Regions from separate parts of the Homo sapiens genome. Here all the other regions are linked to region 2. The links are chromatin contacts, found by Hi-C or POLR2A ChIA-PET in ENCODE. All regions are on one chromosome and are shown on one strand. Each heading gives the region's core, a stretch centred on a gene start or an enhancer-like site at or near the end of the contact. The rest is flanking DNA. Distances are from core to core; before and after follow the strand shown.

The links. Hi-C counts contacts between places; a loop is a spot of excess contacts on that map. ChIA-PET counts read pairs that join two places held with the same protein, here RNA polymerase II (POLR2A). Pooled maps may share reads with other maps.
Region 1: a loop to region 2 is called in a pooled map, with 9 times the contacts of the local background. The contact joins the promoter of PTRH2 here to the promoter of PPM1D in region 2. A Hi-C loop is called at or near these places in 1 of 37 single-sample maps with no recorded cell type and 8 of 50 pooled maps. POLR2A ChIA-PET finds 5 or more read pairs at or near these places in 2 of 52 experiments (CD4-positive, alpha-beta T cell and naive thymus-derived CD4-positive, alpha-beta T cell).
Region 3: a loop to region 2 is called in a map with no recorded cell type, with 7 times the contacts of the local background. The contact joins the enhancer-like site here to the promoter of PPM1D in region 2. A Hi-C loop is called at or near these places in 1 of 37 single-sample maps with no recorded cell type and 6 of 50 pooled maps. POLR2A ChIA-PET finds 5 or more read pairs at or near these places in 2 of 52 experiments (CD4-positive, alpha-beta T cell and activated T-cell).
Region 4: a pooled map shows a loop between it and region 2 (15-fold over the local background). The contact joins the promoter of RPS6KB1 here to the promoter of PPM1D in region 2. A Hi-C loop is called at or near these places in 2 of 37 single-sample maps with no recorded cell type and 16 of 50 pooled maps. POLR2A ChIA-PET finds 5 or more read pairs at or near these places in 1 of 52 experiments (endothelial cell of umbilical vein).
Region 5: a map of B cell shows a loop between it and region 2 (25-fold over the local background). The contact joins the promoter of CLTC here to the promoter of PPM1D in region 2. A Hi-C loop is called at or near these places in 3 of 168 maps with a recorded cell type or tissue (B cell, naive thymus-derived CD4-positive, alpha-beta T cell and right cardiac atrium), 1 of 37 single-sample maps with no recorded cell type and 15 of 50 pooled maps. POLR2A ChIA-PET finds 5 or more read pairs at or near these places in 2 of 52 experiments (MCF 10A and activated T-cell).
Region 6: a pooled map shows a loop between it and region 2 (7-fold over the local background). The contact joins the enhancer-like site here to the promoter of PPM1D in region 2. A Hi-C loop is called at or near these places in 7 of 50 pooled maps. POLR2A ChIA-PET finds 5 or more read pairs at or near these places in 2 of 52 experiments (OCI-LY7 and WTC11).

Annotation. Positions count from the first base shown.
Region 1 is chr17:59,704,861-59,708,747 of GRCh38, forward strand. It overlaps PTRH2 (peptidyl-tRNA hydrolase 2), which reads right to left and starts at 2,570. Exons shown (of 2, transcript NM_016077.5): 1 at 2,511-2,570. It overlaps VMP1 (vacuole membrane protein 1), which reads left to right and starts at 2,794. Exons shown (of 12, transcript NM_030938.5): 1 at 2,794-2,888. RefSeq lists enhancers at 2,384-3,039, 2,840-2,899.
Region 2 is chr17:60,597,851-60,601,572 of GRCh38, forward strand. It overlaps PPM1D (protein phosphatase, Mg2+/Mn2+ dependent 1D), which reads left to right and starts at 2,343. Exons shown (of 6, transcript NM_003620.4): 1 at 2,343-3,036. The coding sequence starts at 2,565. RefSeq lists enhancers at 1,276-2,264, 2,265-3,252, 2,413-2,462.
Region 3 is chr17:59,826,563-59,830,584 of GRCh38, forward strand. The region is part of intron 10 of VMP1 (vacuole membrane protein 1); the gene reads left to right. Among named protein-coding and RNA genes, the nearest start is that of MIR21, 13 kb to the right of the region's middle. RefSeq lists an enhancer at 3,217-3,406. Within about 2 kb of position 2,594, at least 23 of the 41 ENCODE cell types and tissues checked have a DNase peak (open chromatin) inside an H3K27ac peak, as active enhancers do; they include CD4-positive, alpha-beta T cell, where a contact is called at or near this core.
Region 4 is chr17:59,891,601-59,895,268 of GRCh38, forward strand. RPS6KB1 (ribosomal protein S6 kinase B1) reads left to right here and starts at 1,521. Exons shown (of 15, transcript NM_003161.4): 1 at 1,521-1,725. The coding sequence starts at 1,585. It overlaps TUBD1 (tubulin delta 1), which reads right to left and starts at 1,343. Exons shown (of 9, transcript NM_016261.4): 1 at 1,097-1,343. RefSeq lists an enhancer at 1,269-1,548 and a silencer at 1,739-1,938.
Region 5 is chr17:59,618,321-59,622,177 of GRCh38, forward strand. CLTC (clathrin heavy chain) reads left to right here and starts at 1,575. Exons shown (of 32, transcript NM_004859.4): 1 at 1,575-1,853. The coding sequence starts at 1,812. RefSeq lists enhancers at 9-821, 659-708, 719-838, 1,289-1,638, 1,368-1,662.
Region 6 is chr17:59,843,848-59,847,898 of GRCh38, forward strand. It overlaps the pseudogene RNU6-450P. Among named protein-coding and RNA genes, the nearest start is that of MIR21, 4.6 kb to the left of the region's middle. RefSeq lists an enhancer at 2,692-3,680 and a silencer at 3,719-3,818. Within about 2 kb of position 1,889, at least 36 of the 41 ENCODE cell types and tissues checked have a DNase peak (open chromatin) inside an H3K27ac peak, as active enhancers do; they include OCI-LY7, where a contact is called at or near this core.

The sequences.
Region 1 (3,887 bases), core at 1,320-3,819, 890 kb before region 2:
TCACTGCAACCTCTGCCTCCGGGTTCAAGCAATTCTCCCGCCTCAGCCTCCCACGTACATGGGATTACAGGCACCCGCCACCACACCTGGCTAATTTTTGTATTTTTAGTAGAGACGGGGTTTCACCATGTTGGCCAGGCTGGTCTCGAACTCCTGACCTCAAGTGATCTGCCTGCCTCAGCCTCCCAAAGTGCTGGGATACAGGCATGGGCCACCATGCCTGGCCAAGTTTCTATTTGATGCTTACATATCAGCAGGACTTTTCTTTGATAATCTAACAACCAGACTCCAAACTGAACAAATATGCAATGTCAGCAATTAGGATTCTCTGAAATAATTTCTAGGCTGCAAAGTAACCAAATATCCCATACACTACATTCCGGTACTATCTGGAGAAGGAACTGCTCTACATAGAGAAGCTATTATGTGCTGGATAACATACTAAATCCTTTATATCCATTACCTCATTTATTGTTGCTATGAACACATAAAAAGGAAGATATATTAGCCTCATTTTAAAGATGAGAAATATGAGGATCAAACAGAGAAGTTGCCTTTTTCTTTATTTTTTTTTAAAGAGAAGGGGTCTCCCTCTGTCACCCAGGCTAGAGTTCAGTGGCATGATCATAGCTCGCTACAGCCTCAAACTCCTGGGCTTAAGCAATTCTCCTACCTCAGCCTTCCAAGTAGATGGGACTACAGGTGCATGCCACCACACCCTCCTGATTTTTTAAAAATTTTTTATTTTTGTATGGACTTGGTCTTGCTATGTTGCCCAGGCTGGTCTGGAACTCCTGGCCTCAAGGAGTTGCTTGAGGTCGAGGCAGCAGCATCTCGAGTCCAGTTCAAAACCAATCTGGGCAACCCAGTGAGACCTCATCTTTACAAAAAATTTAAATAATTAGCCAGATGTGGTGCCACATGCCCATACTCCCAGCTACTCAGGGGATAAGGTAGGAGGACACCTCAGGCTGGGAGGTGGAAATTGCAGTGAGCCATGATCGTGCCACTGCACCCCAGGCTGGACAACAATGCAAAACCCTGTCTCCAAAAAAAAAAAAAAACCCAATAAGATCAAAAACAGGACAGTGAAAGTTCCAAAAGTTACCAAGTTTATTTATTATGTCCCATATCTCAATGGAGTGTCTAATCATAAAAATGCTAAAATTAACACATATTTTTGTTCTTTAGGATGTTCTAATCTCATATTAATCTGATCAGATTATCATCTAACTCCTCTAAAACAACATGTCTGTCTCTTTTTCTGTACACTTACGACAAGCGTATCAATAAGCCTAGTGCCTAAGACTAAGGTAAAACAAATAACCATTCTTTGTCTCATAAATAATTCTGGGCAATGACAGCAGAACAAAATAAGTACATCCTATAAAATCTTCTTCTTGGTGCCTTCTAATTCCCCTGCCTCAGTAAACCCATTTCAGTAGTGCTCTTGATCCCATTACCTCCTTCTGCACCATGCTCCACCCGTTAATCTTTTTTTAAGAGACAGGGTCTCACTATGTGGCCCCCTATGTGGCCCAGGCTGTTCTCAAACTCCTGGGCTCAAGCAATCCTCCTGTCTCAGCCTCCCAAAGTGTTGGATTACAGGCTGAGCCACCGCGCCGGGTCTGCAGTTTACAACCGAAAAAAACAAACAAACCTTTCCCAAATCTTCTCTGACCCTTAAGCCACTGCCCCACTTTCCCTGTATAACATATTCCCAGAGTCTAGTATGGTGCCTGGGGTATGTCAGTAAGGATTAATACCTCTCTAGTTAATCTCTTTGTGTGAAAAAGGGGGGAAATTTTTTCTTTCTTTTTTTTTTTTTTCTGAGACGAAGTCTCACTCTGTCGCCCAGGCTGGAGAGCAATGGAGCGATATCGGCTCACTGCAACCTCCGCCTCCCGAGTTCAAGTCATTCTCCTGCCTCAGCCTCCCGAGTAGCTGGGATTACAGGCACGCGCCACCACGCCGGCTAATTTTTGTATTTTTAGTATAGATGGGTTTTCGCCATGTTGGCCAGGATGGTCTCGAACTTCTGACCTCAGGTGATCCGCCCACATCAGCCTCCCAAAGTGCTGGGATTACAGGCGTCAGCCACCGCGCCCGGCCCCAAATTTTCGACTATATTCTTAGAAACCAATTCTTTCCACGCAGAGCTCGACAGCTCGAAACGCTGGGGATATTCATAAGTGCCCAGCTGAGGGTATGAGGCCTGCTCGCTATTTTATCAATTTCGGAGAGAGCGCATCGATACTGCCTGCCTGGAGGCTTTGCTGGGAACTAGAAATTCTGAGTCTTCCCCTCCCCAGCAGCCTGTTCCTTTCCTCCAAAGGACGGTTCGCAGAACAGGAACAGAGGGCTCAGCGGCCCCTGGGCGGAAGACAGTTTATAAAGGAGAAAATGAAGAAGGTGGGTAATGCAACGAGGTGAAAAGAAACGTTCCTACTGGCGAGAAAATGAATAATGATATTGGTCTCCTTCGCCCTGTAAGGAGCCAACCAACCTACCTACAGTACCTCCTTTCCTCACTCGCGCCTTCCCTTCTTCTGGGCAGCGAACACGTTTCTATCGCGTGAGCTACCTCTTCCGGGGTTCCTGGGTGACAAGTTCCGGATCAAGAATCACAAAGCGAGCAGTCATTCTTCCTCTTGCCACACCCACAGGGCCCGCACTAAGAGCCTAACTGAAATCCCGCGAGGATCAACCGAGCTCGCCGAAAGGAGGGAGGAACGTATCCCTTCTGGAGGCTGTCTCAGGGGGCAGAGGGACCGGACCGGAAGTGACGTGAGCGGGTTCCGGTTGTCTGGAGCCCAGCGGCGGGTGTGAGAGTCCGTAAGGAGCAGCTTCCAGGATCCTGAGATCCGGAGCAGCCGGGGTCGGAGCGGGTAGGTAAACTAACTCAGGGAATTGGGGACCGAAGCCTGAGGCTGTCCTCAGAGCTTGGCGTCTTCCGGAGCTCTCCCACTTAGGCATTGCGGATCTGGGGCACTGTGATTCCGACTTCCAGCAGTGTTTTAGGACGCTGCTGACTGGATGTCTCACCCTGGATGTCTCACGCTGGCGGTAGCCAGGTTATTTGGGACACCTTCTCATGGTTGGTCACCCGGACATTGAACCCAGACACCGGGCTGTTCGTTCTCCTCTCCGCGTACTTGGAAGCCTTGCTAGGCTTCTTTAGAGAACCTCTTAGTCCCGGGATGTCCAGGACCTTGGAGTAAGTGGAGAAGGTCTTCCCTGCTGATGACTGAGCTATTTCTCAGGATCTGTCAGTTTGGTTTTTGCTCTCCCGAACCTCTGGCGCATGATGCTAGATGTATTCGCTCCTAAACGAAATCCAGGCGTGCAAGTGCCATCTAAAGCTCTGGTGGTACAGGGTAGCCAAGGGAATGGGCCTTCGCTCCGCAGAGCCCTTGGAGAGGAACTTCTCAGATTTTTCACTGCTTTAATGAAAAAGAGTTGTCTGCCTTTCCAAACCCCTGAACCCCGACCTCTATATCTTATTACAGTGGAGGTATTTGCAGTAAAACGTGAAGGTCGACTTAATCTCTAAAATTCCAGAAACCATATGTGGCCCTGTGTCACACTGCTAGATTACTTATGACCTCCAGAAGATTTTACACAATCATCTTTTATTTACCTGCAACTCCATGTAAAAATCTAATAATACACGTAGACTGGCCACTGTTGATGTGTTTTGGCAGCATCGCTCCTTATCCTAATGTTAACGTCTTTCATTTCTACTTTGGGGCTTGTCAGAGATTTTTGTGGACAGATTACATTGATCATTTGAAGAAGCTTGTACAAGTGTTTCTGGTGTTGTCATGATAGAATTTAATATTCCAGTTGCTACTACCTAGTAATTGTATTGTCATTAGCTCTGATTT
Region 2 (3,722 bases), core at 1,093-3,592:
GAAAAAAAACAGAACATATTTATACACAAATGGAAATGACCCAGAAGAGGAGAAATTAGTCTGGGTGTGGTGACATGTGCCTTAATCTCAGCTACTTGGGGGCTAAAGTTGGAGGATCACTTGAGGTCAGGAGTTTGAGGCTGCAGTGAGCTATAATTGCGCCTGTGAATAATCACTGCACCCCAGCCTGGGCATCATAGACCCCGTCTTTAACATTTAGAAAGACAGAGAGAAAGGAGAGATTGATGAGGCAGGAGCAAGGAGGATAATTGTTGGAGCAGTAAAACTCTTGAAAAGGAGACAGTATGGAAGATATGGATAGTATCTTGAAAAATAAAGTGGATGAGAAGTGACACGAATAGTGGAAGAAACAAAGACGGTGGGCTATGAAAAATGATGGGGAGATACCAGGGATCAGTAGCTGACAGCATCTCAGAGTAGCAGCAGTCTGCATAAATTTTAAAAGCACTTGAGTTTCTGAGGGAGGAAGGAAGAGAAGTGGTTTGGAGGTAATATGAGGAATAGGCCACAGATAAGAATACCTATGAGAGGAAAAATAACCTCCTGTACTTGAAAAGTTGCAAGGGAGGTAGTTTTGCTAAGTGATAAACCGGGTTTCAGTTGGAATGGGAAGTTGATGGGAACATTTACAGAAGAGGCTAAGAATAAAGGGGAAGTGGTTGATGGCAGATGTTGAAATCAAAAGTGTGAAGTGAAATGGTTAGGATATTTGGTGAAGAGTGGGATATGGAATCAGAGTAATTGAAGCAGAGAGTAGCATGGAGATACTAGAGCAATAAACGGATGACGCAGATCCTACTGGTTGTGATTGAGGTGGAAAGGATTATAAAGCATGATGGAATTATCTTTTGGTAATCTCTTGGGTCAAACGTGGTGAACGGTAAGATGAATAATATAGAGCTACACAAACCGTTCTTGTGATATGGAGGCTGCTCCCTAATTACAATGCTAATATTTCATTTAGGATTTTTGTATTCATCGTTACAAAACAGGGTCTGTAGGTTTCCTTTTAGTGTTCATAATGCTTAGGTTTTACTAACAGGGTTATGATTACCTCTCCAAACAAGCTGGGATTTTTTTTTTCAAGCGTTTCCATGCCCTGGAACCATCTGGTCTAGTGCTTTTTGGGGTAATGAATATCTTCAATTGTATTTATTTTTACTTAGTTGATCTATTCAGATTTTCTACATTTTCTTGAGCTGATTTTGCTTATTTATATTTTTATTGATATAAAGATTTTTTCTATTTTTATTTCTTGTGCCAACTGTATGTACATTCCCCCCATTCCCGTTTCCATACTGTTTTTAGGCCATTTGAAAATCTCAAAGGTTTTACAGGAAAGTACAGATTGATGAAGAAATGGCCAAAAACGGGAAAAGTGAACTTTAAAGTGATTCAACTACAAAACGTATGCTACTGAGCAAATACTAGTGTATTCCTCGCTCTGCGGCTTAACTCCATGAAAATCCGTGCAAAGGTTTTAGCGTTGGGATTGTGACCGACTCGGTGAAGAGAGGGGACGATCACCAAACCGTTAGAGCACTGGGGCTCTTGGCAGTGTTTGTCAGTTATTTTCAAGTGATAACTTGAAGTGATACCGCAGGAATAAAATGCTGTATCCAGAGCTGGTCGGAACGAGCACTACCTTTAACAAAAGCTGAAAAGATCTGCCTAGGAATTCGTTAGAATACAGCCCTCTTACGTCTCTGACATACCTAGTTATGTGAACCGAGACTGTGCAGCTGACGGTGGAAATTTCCTAAGTGCTTTTTAAACAACAGAACTGGACTCCCTCCCTCCTCCATTCCCAGTCGAATACGTCCCACCCAGATCCAGCTCAAGGGTGCAGCACTTGTTCCGGCCAGCTCACAATCGCCCTTTGGAAGGGAGGTTTCCCGCCATTTCGCTTAGGAGGAGGGTGAACTCTTCTCCCTTCATTCTCCACTCGCTGGGGGCCCGAGCCCACACCACCTTCCTAGCAAAGCAAGCAGCGGGACGCCAAGGCCAGCAGGCCGCATTAAGAACGCTGGACTGAGCCAAAAGCCTACACAGACCAAGCCGCTCGGGAAAGGATCAACAACTGCCGACAACCCGGAGGGCGAAAACGCCCGCGGCGTAGGGGAAGCAAACTAGGAGATGCGCGGGCCCAGCGCCAGCGGCGGGAGGAGGCAGCGCGGCCGTCGCAGGCGGGAGCGAAGGCGGGGACGGAGGGCGGGCTCGCTCCACTCGACTCCGGATTGGTCGAGCTTAGAGAGCCGAGTGACGTCAGCGGGGGAGAACGCCTGATTTGTGTGGTGGGCGCGGGCGGTGGGGGGAAGCGCAGTGCGCAGGCGCAACTGCCTGGCTCTGCTCGCTCCGGCGCTCCGGCCCAGCTCTCGCGGACAAGTCCAGACATCGCGCGCCCCCCCTTCTCCGGGTCCGCCCCCTCCCCCTTCTCGGCGTCGTCGAAGATAAACAATAGTTGGCCGGCGAGCGCCTAGTGTGTCTCCCGCCGCCGGATTCGGCGGGCTGCGTGGGACCGGCGGGATCCCGGCCAGCCGGCCATGGCGGGGCTGTACTCGCTGGGAGTGAGCGTCTTCTCCGACCAGGGCGGGAGGAAGTACATGGAGGACGTTACTCAAATCGTTGTGGAGCCCGAACCGACGGCTGAAGAAAAGCCCTCGCCGCGGCGGTCGCTGTCTCAGCCGTTGCCTCCGCGGCCGTCGCCGGCCGCCCTTCCCGGCGGCGAAGTCTCGGGGAAAGGCCCAGCGGTGGCAGCCCGAGAGGCTCGCGACCCTCTCCCGGACGCCGGGGCCTCGCCGGCACCTAGCCGCTGCTGCCGCCGCCGTTCCTCCGTGGCCTTTTTCGCCGTGTGCGACGGGCACGGCGGGCGGGAGGCGGCACAGTTTGCCCGGGAGCACTTGTGGGGTTTCATCAAGAAGCAGAAGGGTTTCACCTCGTCCGAGCCGGCTAAGGTTTGCGCTGCCATCCGCAAAGGCTTTCTCGCTTGTCACCTTGCCATGTGGAAGAAACTGGGTAAGTTCCCTGGCTTGTTTGGCGCCCGCCCCTTTTTCAGGCAGTTCAGGGCTTTTATGGCACCAGCCCCGCGTGGGCCCCCGGCACCCAGAGCGCAACCAAAGTATACACTGATGGAAGTGACTAAAAGCTGTAATAGCGCTTTGCTGGGTGGAGGTCCGGGCAAACCAAGCGGCCTTGGGGAAGATAGGATTGCCGTCTCCCTGCAGCCTATTCTTGCTTTATTTCCATCCTCCAAGGATCAATGGGAAGCAGTCCACTCCCTTCCCTGCTTCACTTTGGTGGCAACCAGAGGAAACGTGTTTGAAACCTGGCGCCAGATTTTGGCCAAAAGATAAATCGATGTTGCACCTGGGCCAGGCGAAGGAAAAACTGTAGTGTTTCCTTAGAGAATCTGTCATAATTCTGCTCCTGAAAGTCTTATCCCTCTCGGTTGCCTCCTACCGGTGGTGTCAGTTCTCCAGATTGACCCGGGATTGCTGGGGTTGGTTGCTGGAGTAAAGCGTAAGCTAATTTAGAAGGGCTGAAACGTAACCATCCGGCAACTTAAAGTTTTGGAAGGAATTCCGTTGTAATGATGGTGAGATGTTTTTAGGATCATAAACCTGTACTGCTTATGAAAACTAAAAACGCGGAACGTGTTGTTACCTCTTAAAAACTGGCCCCGTGTTAAGGGTGTGCGTTAG
Region 3 (4,022 bases), core at 1,344-3,843, 770 kb before region 2:
ATATAAATGAAGAAAGGGAAGGATGTGGGAAGGAAATTAACATTCAGTAAGCACCCACTGTGCCAGATGCTTTACATAAATATTCATTTCATATCCATAACAAAACCTGTTAGGTACTATTACAGAGAAGTTAAATTCATATAAATGATAAGAGATGATTGAGATAGGATCAATTCTGGAGTGGATTGATTATCCTCATGAACCAGTTCTTTCTTGAAAACTGGAGTGAAGACTCCAAGATGTTTTGAGGCAGAGAAGGGGGACACTCCTGAGGGAGCACTCTGGAAGCCAGTGAAGTCATTTGCTGGAAGTTGGAAATTTAGACTAGAGCACCAGTTTCAAACAGCTGCTGTGTGAATTTGGTAGGGATGCAGCATGAATTCTGTCTATTCTCCTGTGCACACGTGCATCCACCTGTGTGCAGCTGTAGCTAGTTACTACTGTGGTTACTTTCAATGAAAAACCTACTGGTTTCTGTAGTGTACATTTAAGTGCATTTTTTCCCCTCTCCCAGCATCCTTCTAGATAGAGTTCCTTGAGGACAGAGATCATAACTTTTTTTTAAGTGAGATTGAATTTCAATCAATACTGTCACTTTTTTTTTCTTTTTTGAGACAGGGTCTCGCTGTGTTGCCCAGGCTGATCTTGAACTCCTGTGCTCAAGTGATCCTCCTGCCTCAGCCTCCCCAAATGCTGGGATTACAGGCATGAGCCACTGTGTCCTGCCAATACTATCACTTTTTTGGTTTTTTTGTTTGTCTGTTTGTTTTTTGAGACCAAGTCTTGCTCTGTCGCCCAGCCTGGAGTGCAGTGGCGTGATCTCAGCTCACTGCAACCTCTGCCTCCTGGGTTCAAGCAATTCTTCTGCCTCAGCCTCCCAAGCAGCTAAGACTACAGGCATGCACCACCACCCCCAGCTAATTTTTGTATTTTTACTAGAGTCGGGGTTTCACCATATTGGCCAGGCTGGTCTCAAACTCCTGACCTCAGGAGGCCTCGGCCTCCCAAAGTGCTGGGATTACAGGCATGAGCCGCTGTGCTGGCCTGATTTTTAAGTTTTAGAACTCAGTGAGTCTTCAAACCAGTGCAGATCTGTCACTATAAAAAGCTGCCACCAGGCCCACTCACACCTGTAATCTTAGAACTTTGGGAGGCTGAGGCGGGATTGCTTGAGCCCAGAAGTTTGAGACCAGCCTGGACAACATGGTGAGACCCCATCTCTTGAAAAAAATTTAAAAATTAGCTACTGTGGCCCCAGCTACTCGGAAGGTTGAGGCAGGAAGATTGCTTGAGCCCGGGAGGTCAAGGCTGCAGTGAGTCGTGTTTGTGCCATTGCACTCTTGAGTGGGCAACAGAGCAAGATCCTGTTCCCAAAAAAAAGCTGCCACTGGGGCCAGGTGCAGTGCCACTCGCCTGTAGTTCCAGCTACTTGGGAGGCTGAGGCAAGAGACACAACCTCTTTAAAAAAAAAAAAAAAAGCTGCCACCAGTCTGTCATTTTCTATAAATGCAATCAGTTGATTTTTAACAGAGTTTTGTTTTGGCAACCAATCAGTTTTACCTAGTCCTTATAGACCACTCCTTTAGCTCTGGCCACATTCATCAGCACAAATGCCTGCTTTTCTCCTGCTGCTCAAGTCTGCCTTCTGAAATGAGGTTTTGTTCTCTAGAGCTTCTCTTTAATGTTAGCTTATTTCAAAGAGTAGCTGCTAATGATAAGGAAGTCTAACCTCCAATCTGATTCTTACAGAAAATAATGCTAAATCTCCAAAAGCTAGGGCAATTGCAGATTATTTTGTGATAAAATATGCTGTAAGGCAGTAGAAACAATGTACCTGATAAAATACACCTGGAGAAAGCATGGTCTTCCTTCTACACAGCCAGAAAGAAACCCATGGTGTCATGTGTTCATAATACCACTCTGCGTACAATGGACTAACTTAAGTACAAAAGAAGTTTTAATCATTTGAAAGGGCACAGATGTGAATGAAATTCAAGATGTTTTAATCCCAGATCCTGGGGTCAAATCACAACGAATTTTAGAAGGTGCCAGGGACTGTCAGTCCAAACTTGTATATATGAGAAAGCCCTAGATTTTCTAGTATAGTGTGTGATTTTCATCCTGAATTTATTTTATGTTGGGGTGCCATTCCAAGATCCTGGATGTAAAGAAACATGATTAGGGGGCTACCACATTTCAGATCCAAAGCAAGTAGAATACATCAGTTACCAGTTTTTTCTTATAGTATCAGCTTCAAAGATTCATATACTGAGCCAGGCACAGAGGCTTATGCCTGTAATCCCAGCATTTTGGGAGGTCAAGGCAGGCGGATCACTTAAGGTCAGGAGTTTGAGACCAGCCTGACCAACATGGTGAAACCCTGTCTCTACTAAAAATACAAAAACTAGCAGGGTGTAGTGGTGCCTACCTGTAATCCCAGCTACTCAGGGGGTTGAGGCAGGAGAATCGCTTGAAGCCGGGAGGTGAAGGTTGCAGTGAGCCGAGATTGCGCCACTGCACTCCATCGTGGGTGATAGAGCCAGACTCCGTCTCCAAAAACAAAACAAAACAAAACAAAAAGATTCATGTGTTCTATTCAGTTAAATGGTAAAGATAATAACACTTTCATTCCAGTCACACAGGATAACTAGATCCTTTTTTACTAGGTTAAATATGTGTTTATTTTCAGTTAGCACCTGTTCATTTACTTATTCTGGATTAATAAAGGGCTGAAAGGCTGTAGATATTAATGAGTCAGCATGATGGCCTTTGGCTTCTTCAGAAAGATTGCATGATAAACTCCCCCACCCTTTTCCGAGCAGTCTACCTTACTAGGAAAGGCAGTTTCATGTGGAGGGCAATCTGTCATTTTTGAATAAGGGCAAGAGTCTGAGGTCCATTCTGAGTCACTATGAATAGAGCTCTAGTATTGGTTGGTCCCCAGGGAAACTGGTGGTTAAATACTGTGAGAATCTTTATCAGACAGGAAATGACAACTCATTAAAATACTAGCCGTTAAGCCTGTTTAGATCACTGCCTAGGGGGTAGGAAGGAAAATTTAACTCTATAATGTTTGACTAAAATGTGCACATTTCTGAAGATGGAGAATTATTTACAAGACTGTTACCGAGAAAGGGAATTGCTAGGCTGTCTTGTTGCTGATCTTCTCCCACACCCTCTTTTCCTCTTTTGTACATATAACAGATCAGCTTGTAATGGGAGTAGGATAGGGAAGGGCTTTAATTTCATTCCTGAAAGTGTATCCTACTATTGCCTTAAATGTAAAATTCAGTCTCTTCAGCAGAAGAGGCGGTTGTTGGCTTCAGTTAGAACAGGATCATTTTCTATATAGGAGTCTACTCCTGTGCTCCTGGGCCAAATCTCAATTGATAGAACTCTCTGGGGTCAGAGGATAAATTTGATGTATTGATTTACATACAGTGGTCCTCATTCAATCAAGAAAATTCTAAAGATCCTGATATTCATTTAGAACATAATTAAATTTTATAACTCTGGGCACAGGTTTTCAGTCTCCTGAAGTTGGGCTATCCAGATTTGGTGGGGGCGGGGACAGGGGCTAGCTCTGTTGCCCAGGCTGGAGCAACATCTGCCTCCCAGGCCCAAGTGATCCTCCCACCTCCTGTCGCATGCCAGCATGCTCAGCCAATTTTTAAATTTTTTGTAGAGAGGAGGTCTCACTATATTGCCCAGGCTGGTCTTGAACTCATAGGCTCAAGTGATCCTCCCACCTTGGCCTCCCAAAGTGCTGGGATTACAGTGAGCCACCAAGCTGAGCACTCTTTTCTTTTTATAAGTACCCTGACCTGAATCTTCTCCTGAAAAATTTTTTTTTTCATTTATAAGCTTTCAGGGATCTGACTTATGACACCCTGAGATTCTTTAGACTTTGTGATTAATCATCAGAGGGAATACTAACCCAGCACAAACAATGAAATAAAGGTAAAAAACTGTTGTGCCCAGACTTTTTTCTAAGACAAAAGGCTTATTACTCTTTGTAAAGA
Region 4 (3,668 bases), core at 271-2,770, 710 kb before region 2:
AAATCTGATTTGTAATCACTTTTTTCCTAAACATATGTTTAAAACAAAACATTCTCCTCAGTTGAGGAGTGATAAAAGAAAAAAAGAGGCTGGGTGCGTGGCTCACACCTGTAATCCCAGCATTTTGGGAGGCTGAGTTGGGAGAATCACGTGAGCCTGGCTGTTCCAGACCTGGTCAACATGGCAAAACCCTGTTTGTACAAAAAATACAACCATTAGCTTGGCGTGGTGGTGTGCGCCTGCAGTCCCAGCTACTCGGGAGGCTGAGGTGGGAGGATCCCCTGAGCCTGGGAGGTCCAGGCTGCAGTGAGCCAAGATCTTGCCACCGCACTCCAGCCTGGGTGACAAAGTGACATCCTCCTGTCTCCAGAAAAAAAAAAAATTAAAATTAAAAAAATAAAAACAAGACAAAACAAATGCTGATTGAAGAAATTAGTAGTACCACCCTTCACACCACATGAACATGTAGAACACAGAAGTGTGCTCAACATTGTACATTCAATTAACATTAATTTTCTCTCTTCTAAATAATAGCTTACGCTTTCTCCACTAGTCTAGCCTGGTAACTTTAGTAAGACCTGTAAGAAAGATTTTGTGTTTAGCTCAGGTAGGACAGCAAGAAAGATGCAGCTTGGAGAAAGAAAACCAGATGAAATATTAACCGGGCGCAATGGCTCATGCCTGTAATCCCAGTACTTTGGGAGGCCGAGGCGGGAGGATCACCTGAGCCCAGGGATTCCAGACCAGCCTGGGCAACACAGCGAGACCCTGTCTCCATTTGAAAAAGAAAGAAAGCAAAAGAAACATTAGAGCAGTTCCTCATTATTTTTACCTAGGAAAAGACAAGTTTTGATAAAGACTTCACATCAGGTCTATGCAGCACTGGAAATGAGCCGTGGGTTGTGAGACAGACTCTGTGCTTAAAATGTCAAACCGGCAAAGTAGGTTTATTATTATCCTCATTTTACAGATAAGGAAACTGAGGCTCTGAAAGGTTATTGACTTTTCCAAGGCCACAGAACTAGTAAAGAGCAAAGCCAAAAGGTCCCCCGTTCCCCACGGGCCCCAGGAGTTCTCCACACGTAACCCGACTCACCGCCAGACGCCGACCAGCGCTTCTGTCCGGTTCAAACTTCGGACCAACCTACTCACCATGCGCATGCTCACTTTCAAAACGAAAAACTTACTGAGAACAAATGCGCATGTTCCATAAACGGAGAGTTTTGTTGTGTATATATTTTTTCCTATTCAGAAAGATTAATTACGCATGTTCAATTTCAATTTACGAACTTCAGATATGGTACGCATGCTCACTGTCCACCGAACGCTCCAGCTGACAATGCGCATGCTCTAGTCCTCCAAGCGCGACTTCGGCTGGTGTTTTGCGCATGTTTCTGCCAGCGCCTGGATCCTGCCGATAGTTCTGCGCATGTCCACTGCCCACTGTTTGGCTTCACGGAACCCTGTACGCATGCTCCTACGCTGAACTTTAGGAGCCAGTCTAAGGCCTAGGCGCAGACGCACTGAGCCTAAGCAGCCGGTGATGGCGGCAGCGGCTGTGGTGGCTGCGGCGGGTCCGGGCCCATGAGGCGACGAAGGAGGCGGGACGGCTTTTACCCAGCCCCGGACTTCCGAGACAGGGAAGCTGAGGACATGGCAGGAGTGTTTGACATAGACCTGGACCAGCCAGAGGACGCGGGCTCTGAGGATGAGCTGGAGGAGGGGGTGAGGCCCGGGGTCCCCGGGGGCCCGAGGTGACAGGGCCGGGGCGGCGGCGCGGGCTCAGGAAGCGCGGTGTGTCCTAGAGCGTGGAGACCCAGGGGGGCTCCTGAGGAGCTGAGGGTCGCGCGGCCTGAGACAGGGGAGCGGGCGGGGCGGTCATGGCCCTAGGTGTGAGGCCTCTGCGGGGCTCGCAGGTGCAGGTCGCACCCTTAGCCCCAGGTCAGCGCAGCCCCGAGCGATCTGAAGAGGGAAAGAGAACGGGCGCGTGGTCGATTCCTCGAGCTGTTGGACTTGAGTGTGGCGGGGAGCGGGTGGCGTGAGCGTGTGTTGGGGAGACGGGGGCTGCTCTTGCTGGGTGTCCCGTAAGTGCAGGCGAAGTGTGGAGGGTTTCCCTTCGAGTCTAGAATTTCAAGTATTGAATCTTCAGACCTCCCACAACCACCTCTCTTCTCGGCCTGTCGCTTCTCTCCTAGGAAGCGCTCAGCTGTTAGAAGTGACAGCTGAAAACTTCTGTCGGGAGTAGCACTGCCGCTGCTGTTACAGCCACCAGGAGTTTTATTTCGGGAGCAAGGGGGCTCTGCTGCATCTTCCAATCTTCCAGGGTTTGTTTGTTTGCTTTTTTTTTTTTACCCCCTTCCGTGTGACTTTTTAAAATAAGCATTTATAAGGACACACGGCACTTGTAACCTTTCCCCAAGTTGAAGATGTCTGTATTTTTTTCAGAATAATTAATGTAATTTTGAGGTGGAAAAAAAAACCAAAAACCAGTTGACAGCCTTGATTTAGCTTGCCAGAAATAAGTTGCCTGAACAGAGACTTGTGAATGGTGGTATGAGGGCTTTCCTTGCTGTAATTTAGGGTGCTAAATTTAGAATTGTATTTCCTAATGCATAGCTTGGTTTCACCCTGCTGGCTTAGTGGTTTGTTAATCTTTATGGAATAACTTTTTTTTTCCCTAGATAAATTTATCAAAAAATGACAAATTGCACCTGAAGTTCAAAAATGTTGTCATACTAAATCACTGATCCTGGACCAAATGATCATCAGTTGATAACCTCTTGGTAGTTTAGCATCTAAATTCCAATGTCTAGTTGAATACATGGGTTAATGACGTCAGATGTTTGCTCTAATTACACAGGGGCTTCCTTTCCCTTGCCTCACCCTCAGTTTTTCTCCTCTGGCACCTGCCCTACTGTTGACAAAAGATTGAGATGATGTATATAAAGAATTTTGAACACTTTAAGAAACTAAGTGGCCTAAAATAATACTGTTCTTCTTGTTTGTTTCTTTTGTTTTGTTTTGAGTTGGGTCTCACTCTATCACCCAGACTGGAGTGCAATGGTGCGATCTCAGCTCACTGCAATCTCAGCCTCCTGGGTTTAAGCGATTGTCATGGCTCAGCCTCCCAAGTAGCTAGGATTACAGGCATGCGCCACCACATCTGGCTAATTTTTGTATTTTTAGTAGAGACAGGGTTTCACCATATTGGCCAGGCTGTTCTCGGACTCCTGACCTCAAATGATCCACCAGCCTCGGCCTCCCAAAATGCTGGGATTATAGGCATAAACCACCATACCTGACCAATACTGTTCTTTTCATAATCAAATAAGACTAAATCAAAATCACACGGTTTAGAAAGTGGGTATTGAGTTGTGTGCTTTTTCTTTTCTTTTCTTTTCTTTTCTTTCTTTCTGGTTTTTTTGTTTTGTTTTGTTTTTGAGACAGTCTTGCTCTGTCACCCAGGCTGGAATGCAGTGGCGTGATCTCAGCTCACTGCAACCTCTGCCTCCTGGGTTCAAGCGATTCTCCTGCCTCAGCCTCCTGAGTAGCTGGGACTACAGGCGCGTGCCACCACACCTGGCTAATTTTTTGTATTTTTAGTAGAGATGGAGTTTCACTGTGTTAGCCAGGATGGTCACGATCTCTTGACCTCGTAATCTGCCCGC
Region 5 (3,857 bases), core at 325-2,824, 980 kb before region 2:
GACAGTTAAGTAAAGGGAAAAACACTAAAAGCAACTAAAATGATTGGCAAACTTCTCACTGTAACCTAAACTGCTTAGCATACAAAACTATCGTCTACCCAATAGGGTTTTATGTCCTTTAACTGAAAAGGACACTAAAAATAATTATTGTGGACTTGAGCTTTTCTCTTTCGGCGGGGCGGGGGGTGGGGGGGGAGAATCACCTCTCTTACAAAGATAAAAGGCACAGAACTAACGTCTTTCATCCTTTATTGTATTGGTGCGATTATGAAATATTATTATGGCTTATACTTTAGCAAGAAAGTACCAGAAAGGTTATTATTAATCGACAATGAATGCCGTTGATACCTTCATGCTCTTTGAAGACAGGATGCTCCGGCTTTGAAGCGCTACATTTCTACATTGCTAACCTACAGGAACCTATGTTGAGGTGGTCCCACCGAAATACACGGCTAATAGTTCATCTCTTTCCTCCAGGAACCTTCAGGTTTTTTTTTGTTTGTTTTTTTTTTGAGACGGAGTCTCGCTCTGTCGCCCAGGTTGGAGTGCAGTGGCGCGATGGAACCTTCGGGTTTTACTAAGCATCCTTACCCTAATTATCTAAATCTTTGAGACGTAAATTATTTGATGTGGCTAAAAATCCTCCTGCTAGAATTTAGGTCCAATCCTTTAATGTTCGGATACTCAAATTCTTTAACGAAACTGATCACTGAGCTAGGCCGACACAAGTCCGCCAAAATGTCCGCAGAAACGTTAAGAAAAGCTGTCATAAGGCCAGCTTGAAAGACATCATAAAAGGCCTTCGCTGTCCTTTGAGTTAATTATCTAACACCCGAAGAGAGTGCCAGTTCTAGTTAGAATCCGCGCGTCAGGTTCTCCAACAGTCAGAAGGGCTTGTGTGAGGGCAGGGAAGATTTTAAACCCCGTTTCAGGCCCCCTCCCTAGGCTGTAGGAAACCACCCACTCTGAAGCCCGGCGGGGGAGGAGTGCTGCAGCCAGCTGCCGAGGGAGCGCTCTGCGGCGAGGCCGTTTCCCTGAGTCACGGAGAGGGCGGGAGGCTGCGCCCGTCTGCCCCCGCCACGTCCTCCTGTGAGGGGCTCAGTCGAAACAGGCAGCGGTCGCAGGGAAACGAAGCGGCACCCGTCATGCCTCAAGGTGGCCCAAAAGCCTCTTCACTCCCAGGAGACGCCGCATTTCCTTAAAACGAGCTCTCCATTTCTGGCAGCAATCAGCCGACCCTTCCCCATCAGTATCACGTGCACCTGGAAGTACGTGGGTGGGACCTAAAGCGCCCACGGAAGTGACGTCGGTCGCCCCGAGTCGCATGATGTGGCAAAATGAAAAAAAAAAAGTGGGGGGAGAAAGAGAAGACTGGCGAAAGTGATGAGTCTAAAAAAGTAGTCCCTCCGGTTCCTCTGTTTCCCCCCATGTGGCGTCAGGAAGCGAGGCACCGGGCGCACTGCGCCCCGAATTCCTGCGCCCGCCGCGCGCGGCGCTCCGTGGAGGGGTACATAAGGCGGAGGGGGTGAGGCGACTGGGCGGAGTTCTGTCGCCGGGATCCTTCCGCTGGGCTCAGCCGTTTCCGGAGTCTGCGCTGCGCCCGGTTCCGCCATTGCGGCTCTCCTGGCCCCTGGAGCCTCCGCCCCCGACCCGAGCTCTTTCGTCTGCCTGCCAGTTTCCTGCGTCCCCGGAGAGGATCCTGCTGAGCCCAGCCTCCCCCCTCCCCTTCTCCTCCTCTCCCTTGGAGAGCCCGGGCAGCCACTGCCCCGCAGCCCCAGTGACAGGAGGAGACCATAACCCCCGACAGCGCCATGGCCCAGATTCTGCCAATTCGTTTTCAGGAGCATCTCCAGGTGCGGCCGGGCCCGGGCTGGTGAGGGCTGTGGAGAAGGTGGTAGGAAGGATGGAAGACGCTGGAGTCTGGGCCCGAGCAGTATCGGAGCTGGAGGGGCGGGGGGGTTGTCGGTGATTGGGGTAGGTGGAGGAGGGGGCACTATCTTGGAAAGCTTAAAATATTAAATGATGTGGGGCTTGGATGGAAAGGACAGGAGTTGGGGTGCAAAGAGCTGCAAGGACCAGGCCTGGATCCAAAGGCCTCTCGATCTTGCTTCCTGGATGGCCAGAACTGCGCGTACAAACTCTCTCCCCATTTTATTCATTTCATTCATTTGGGTAGGGGAGTGGGAGGGGGATTCTCCCTTGTTTCTACCAGAGCAAGGATTCTTATCCCCTGGGCCAGTGCGGGGCTGTCACCTTCCATTGCTCTCCTCTTTCCCTCATCGTGTCTGCACCCAGGAGTTGTGGGGCGGGTGGGTTGGGGAGGAGCAACCTTTTTTTTCCCTCCCTCTGCGGCTCTCAACTGAGAAAGGCACCTTCTCCGGTGGTGGGGGTTGGGGGTGGTGGTGAGGCGGTGGCTTTTCTCTTGCCTTCCCTGAGGCAGTAGGGACAGAAGGTCACTGAAAGAACGGAACGAGGGTAGAATGGGAGAACGCATTTCTTAGAGCTATGTCAATCTCAGAGTGTGTGCGGTCAAACTCCCTAAGGAAACTCGCCTCCCCTTCCCCCTTTTTTTATTTCTCTGGGGATGTTGTGGCTCTTAACCCCTCTTTGGTTCTGGAAGGTAGGAAAGAGTGATACAGAGGTTATCTTTTAGTCTTCTCGAGTAGTAGCAGGTAGTTTTGAATATCTTCTTCAGGATCGCATGGAATTGAACAGAGCCCTGGGGACAGCACAGCTGCTCTGAGACCTGCAGGGCTATTTGGTCTGTGACTGGCTTCCCTTTAGTAAGTTCTAGAGTTCTTCCCCATGGTTCCTTATCCTGGAGGCAACATATTGTTATCTGGCAACATGCCAGTGGCGGGCCTAGGCAGGTGACCATTGGAAGGCTTCACTGAATTAAACCTCTTCAGAGCTTTTGATTTTCCTGTGTCACCAATCCTGTTTTTTACTGTAGCTTAAATAATTTATTCCTATTAATTTGCTTTCTTCCCAAATATCCCCTTAAAGAAACCTGCCTCAGCTCAGTCGTCTGAAGGGCTAATTCCATAATGACAGGGAATGCAGTGGTTTGACATGACACTGATATCAGTGACCTATTAGACACTTTACCATTGAAGACCATTTTTATTTACATTTCCCCATTGGCATAGCATACATAAAGGATTCTTGTTAATAAAAGGTTTTAACATTCAGGCTATAAGTAACATAATTTCATATTTCTTTGCAAGTATTACCATGTTTGCACTAGCAAGGACTTATTTTCCTTTAAGGCTTGAAATGTAAAGAATAATAAATTTTTACCCATAAAATGAGTTAAATAATGCACTTTCCTCAGTCATCTATAATTTTCAAATAACTCATCTGAAGTAATGGAATATACCTTGGCAATAAAAACACTTTTACAGAGGGTTAAAAATGTTAAATAACAAAATGGACATTTTTTTTTGATCAATCCAAGTTTAGTTGCTGTGGTTGCTTTTGTTAAAGTGGGGTGGCAAATGAATGTGGAGAGTTGAGGGGTGCTGTTCTTAAGTGTGAGGGGAAAACGCGGGCTTATTTTCATATTAAACTGCATCTGAAATATCTTTCTGCAGACAAATGTTTATAAACCACACAGAGAATCAAGTACAGCTGCTCTTTATTTTCCACGGCAGATGTGTAGCTCACTACTAAATCTTGTGGTGGTTGGAGTAATAGCTTTTCATTTCTTTTAAAGAGGAGACAAGAATTGTTAAATGATCCCAAAGATTCGAACCCAACCTTGTCACTTATTAAAGACAAATTTAATACATGTCTGTTTTGTAACTGGATCAAAGTTTCTGCAGATGCTTGAATGAAGCCATTTTCTTCTCAAATAA
Region 6 (4,051 bases), core at 639-3,138, 750 kb before region 2:
TACAAAAATGTAGCAGGCACGGTGGCACATGCCTGTAATCCCAGCTACTCGGGAGGCTGAGGCAGGAATCGCTTGAACCCAGGAGGCAGAGGTTGCAGTGAGCCGAGATCTTGCCATTGCACTCCAGCCTGGGCAACAAGAGTGAAACTCCGTCTCAAAACAAACAAACAAAAAAGAGTTCAGTAAAAGTACAGCAATAAAAGTTATCCACCTCCACCACCCCAGCTTTTTTTTTTTTTTTTTTTTTTTTTTGAGAGTGAGGTTTTACTGTGTCACCCAGGCTGGAGTGTGGTGGCACAGTCATGGCTCTTTACAGCCTTGACCTCCCAGGCTCAAGAAATTCTCCTACCTCAGCCTCCCTGGCAAGGACCAGCATGAACCACCATACCTGGGTAATTTTTTAATTTTTTGTAAAGACAGGGTCTCAATATTTTGCCCAGGCCAGTCTTGAATTCCCAGGCTCGAGCGATCCTGCCGTGGCCTCCCAAAGTGCTGGGATGACAGGTGTGAGCCACCATGCTGGGCATTCCCAATGAAAGACTGAGGCCAGGCACAGTGGCTCACGCCTGTCATCCCAGCCTTTTGGGAGGCCAAGACAGGATCACTTGAGGTCAGGAGTTCAAGACCAGCCTGGCCAGCATGGTGAAACCCTATCTCTACTAAAAATACAAAAATTAGCCAGGCGTGGTGGCGTATGCCTGTAATCTCAGCTACTCGGGAAACAGGCAGGAGAGTCACTTGAACCCGGAAGGCAGACGTTGCAGTGACCTGAGATCGTGCCACTGCACTCCAGCCTGGGCAACAGAGCAAGACACCATCTCGCAAAAAAAAAAAAAAAAAAAAAAAAAAAGTGAGCATCTGATACACATGCAAGAATTTCACAACATTGCATTCACTCCTCCAGAAACAAAGATATATTTTAAAATGCTTTCTTAGCATATGTGCTCTGGTTTTCTAGCAGATACTCTGTCAAACTTTTGATAAGTGAAAAATTTACCGAAGAATTTAAAACCAAAAACAGTTTTTTAACTTTCCCACCTGAAAATATTGACCATTTTCTAATTTATTTTCATTATAAAGAATATTGGTTATCATGGTTGCTCATGCCTGTAATTCTAGCACTTTGGTAGGCCAAGGCAGGCAAATCACTCCTGAGCCCAGGAGTTCGAGACCAGCCTGGACAACATAATGAGACCTCCCTACAAAATATTTAAAAGTTAGCCAAGTGTGACAGTATGTGCCTATAGTCCCAGGCTGAGGTGGATCACCTCATTAGTGAGCCGTGATTGTGTCACTGCACTCCAGCCTGAGTGACACAGACCCTGCCTCAAAAAATATATATATAAATACTAAAACATCTGGAAGGAAAGAGGAGAAAAGGGAGTATCAGCTTTTAATACTTGTTACAAGGTCAGTCTAGAAAATACAGTGAGATTTGCTGGGTAAATAGGTTTTGAACCATGAAAAAATTGATGGCATGCAAGATCTTCCTCAATAGACCTAAGAGTCTCATTTCTATTAAAAAATACAAACAACTGCTTCATTTTATTCATAAATAATTTTTTGAGGTGCTACAAAAAATTAAAACTAAGCAGGAGTTTAAAGTTTTTGAAAAGCCAAGTAACATTTTATCTCTAACATTTATTGAATCCTCTCCAGTATTTACACAACGTAAATGAGATACTACACACAAAACCCTTGTGTCTGAAGGTAAATTTATTTATTCTCAAAGACAACAAGAAGAGAAAGCACATCATGTATTTTAAACTTTAGAAGCAACTGAGTCATTAGTGTCTGGTGGACAGGAGCTAGGGATCCTATCCCTTCCCAACAAGGCCAAGAGTTCACCTGAGGTAATGCATTTGCCTTGGGGGCGAGGCCTTGAATTGCAGCAAATAACCTGTGTGTATTTGCATATTTAACCAGTACTCTTAAGAAGGATTATACAAAAACCTGTTCCAGACAGCTGCTTACTCATTGCCTTTAAAATTGCGTGGTGCTGGGATTGGCAGGTGCCAACTGTTTGCTCATTCTCTTTGACCCACTAGCCTTGCAGTTTGCTGTGTGGGTGTTGATACTCCTAAATTAAAGCAGGGAAGGGGTGGTTTTAGATGGCTTTTAACACCTGCTCTCCACCCAAGCACCCTGGATTCATTTGATATCTGGATTCTAATTCTGTAGTCAGGAGACTGGCCCAAACTGTGGCCCAGAGAGAAGTGAGTCAGTTGCAAGTGGCTAGCTGACTCTATGGGAACAGAAATAAAATGCAGCTTAGAGAGTTTGTCAGCCAAATCCACAAATGTGTGGCTTTTTGAAACATTGGACATCTGTTCCTCTTAATTTAAAATAAACTTTTTTTTTTTTTTTTTTTAAGCACAAAGTTGCTTGGCTCCTTGTTTCTTTGTGTCAGCAGCAGTTGCTGCTCTAATTTAGGAACCCTAGGATCTGATTTAGGACATTTGGAATCTTTAAGGCACATTCGATCTAGAAAGTGGAACTGAATTGCTTTGGGAAGGCAAGAGGATGATTTTACAGTATAGGGTTTGTGTGGAAATCCCCTTCAGCAGTAATCAACCCAGGTGTCCAACCTGTTTGTTAACCATTTCCAAATGACTCAGAGGACCTAGAGGGAGGGCTTGAACACACTCCAGCACTGTTTCTACAATTTAGCCTTTATTTGCATTGGAAACCACATTCCTGAATTCTTGAGGGGGCAGGCTCTGGCTTATTCTGGGCAACTGACTTCAAGTGGGACCCCTGAGCTACCTATGTAAGCAAAGAGTCAGCCATCTCTGGAGAGTTACCAGGGAGGAGGATCTTTCTGTGAACTTGCTTTGATGACCTCCACCCAAAGCCCTTTGAGGAACAGTTTTGTTTATTCAAGGAGCCCTTGGCAGGTCACTCCTCCCCTACCACAAATCTAATCCAAATGCGACATTTTCCTTTGAGGCCATCTATCCCTTTTGGGGGACAAAACACATCAGCTTTTCCCTTCAGACCACTTTTGACTGAAGCAGTGATCAACATTGCTTAATTGTGTTCCAGTCTGTTTCCAGCGGGGAAAAAATGCTTTAGGGGAGTGAGGCAGTTAGGGATTTGAAAACAGGGATGGTGCCGCCTGAAGGTGGGGAATGACTTAGATCACTGTCTTCCTTTGGCTCCTCACCATGTTGTGTGGAGGAAACGAAAAGCAGCTCAAGTTCACTCCTCTTGGCAGTAGTGCAGAAGCCTGGCTTGCCACGGCCCTGGAGAACCATGTTTTTCCCAACTTTTTTTTTTTTCTTTTGAGACGGAGTTTCACTCTTGTTGCCGAGGCTGGAGTGCAGTGGCGCAATCTCGGCTCACTGCAGCCTCCGCCTTCCAGGTTCAAAGCGATTCTCCTGCCTCAGCCTCTCAAGTAGCTGGGATTACAGGTGCATGCCACCACACTCGGCTAATTTTTTGTATTTTTTTCAGTAGATACGGGGTTTCATCATGTTGGCCAGGCTGGTCTCGAACTCCTAACCTCAGGTGATCCACCCGCCTCGGCCTCCCAAAGTGCTGGGATTACAAGCATGAACCACCATGCCCAGCCTTTTTTTTTTTTTTTTTTTTTTTTAATACAGAACACAAATTTGAGTGTCATTCTTGTGCAGGGGCCATGCTAATCTTCTGTATATTGTTCCAATTTTGGTGTATGTGCTGCCAAAGCAAGCACCCAGCTTCTTTTCATTAGTTAAGAAGATGAAGGCCAAGACTAAGGCAGGGAGGCCTTTCTCTGCCTTTCACTCTTTAGTGCACCTCACAGTCAGTTGCACTTGAGTAAGGACTGCTAAACCTCTCTGAGAGCTGCCAGATGTTCCTGCCTAGCCTCAGGTTGTTGGTTCTTCAGACACCTCTTCATTCTGCCCATTGCACCAGCCCTTTCCCATCTCCATGTTCCCTCCATGGTAATTTCTTTGTACACAACAACCACACGGAGCACCAGCAATCAAGATTAGCTCCCGGGAACTCTGGCGTGCCCTGTACCAGGAAGCACAGTGGATTACTACAACTTTTGATAATGATTGTT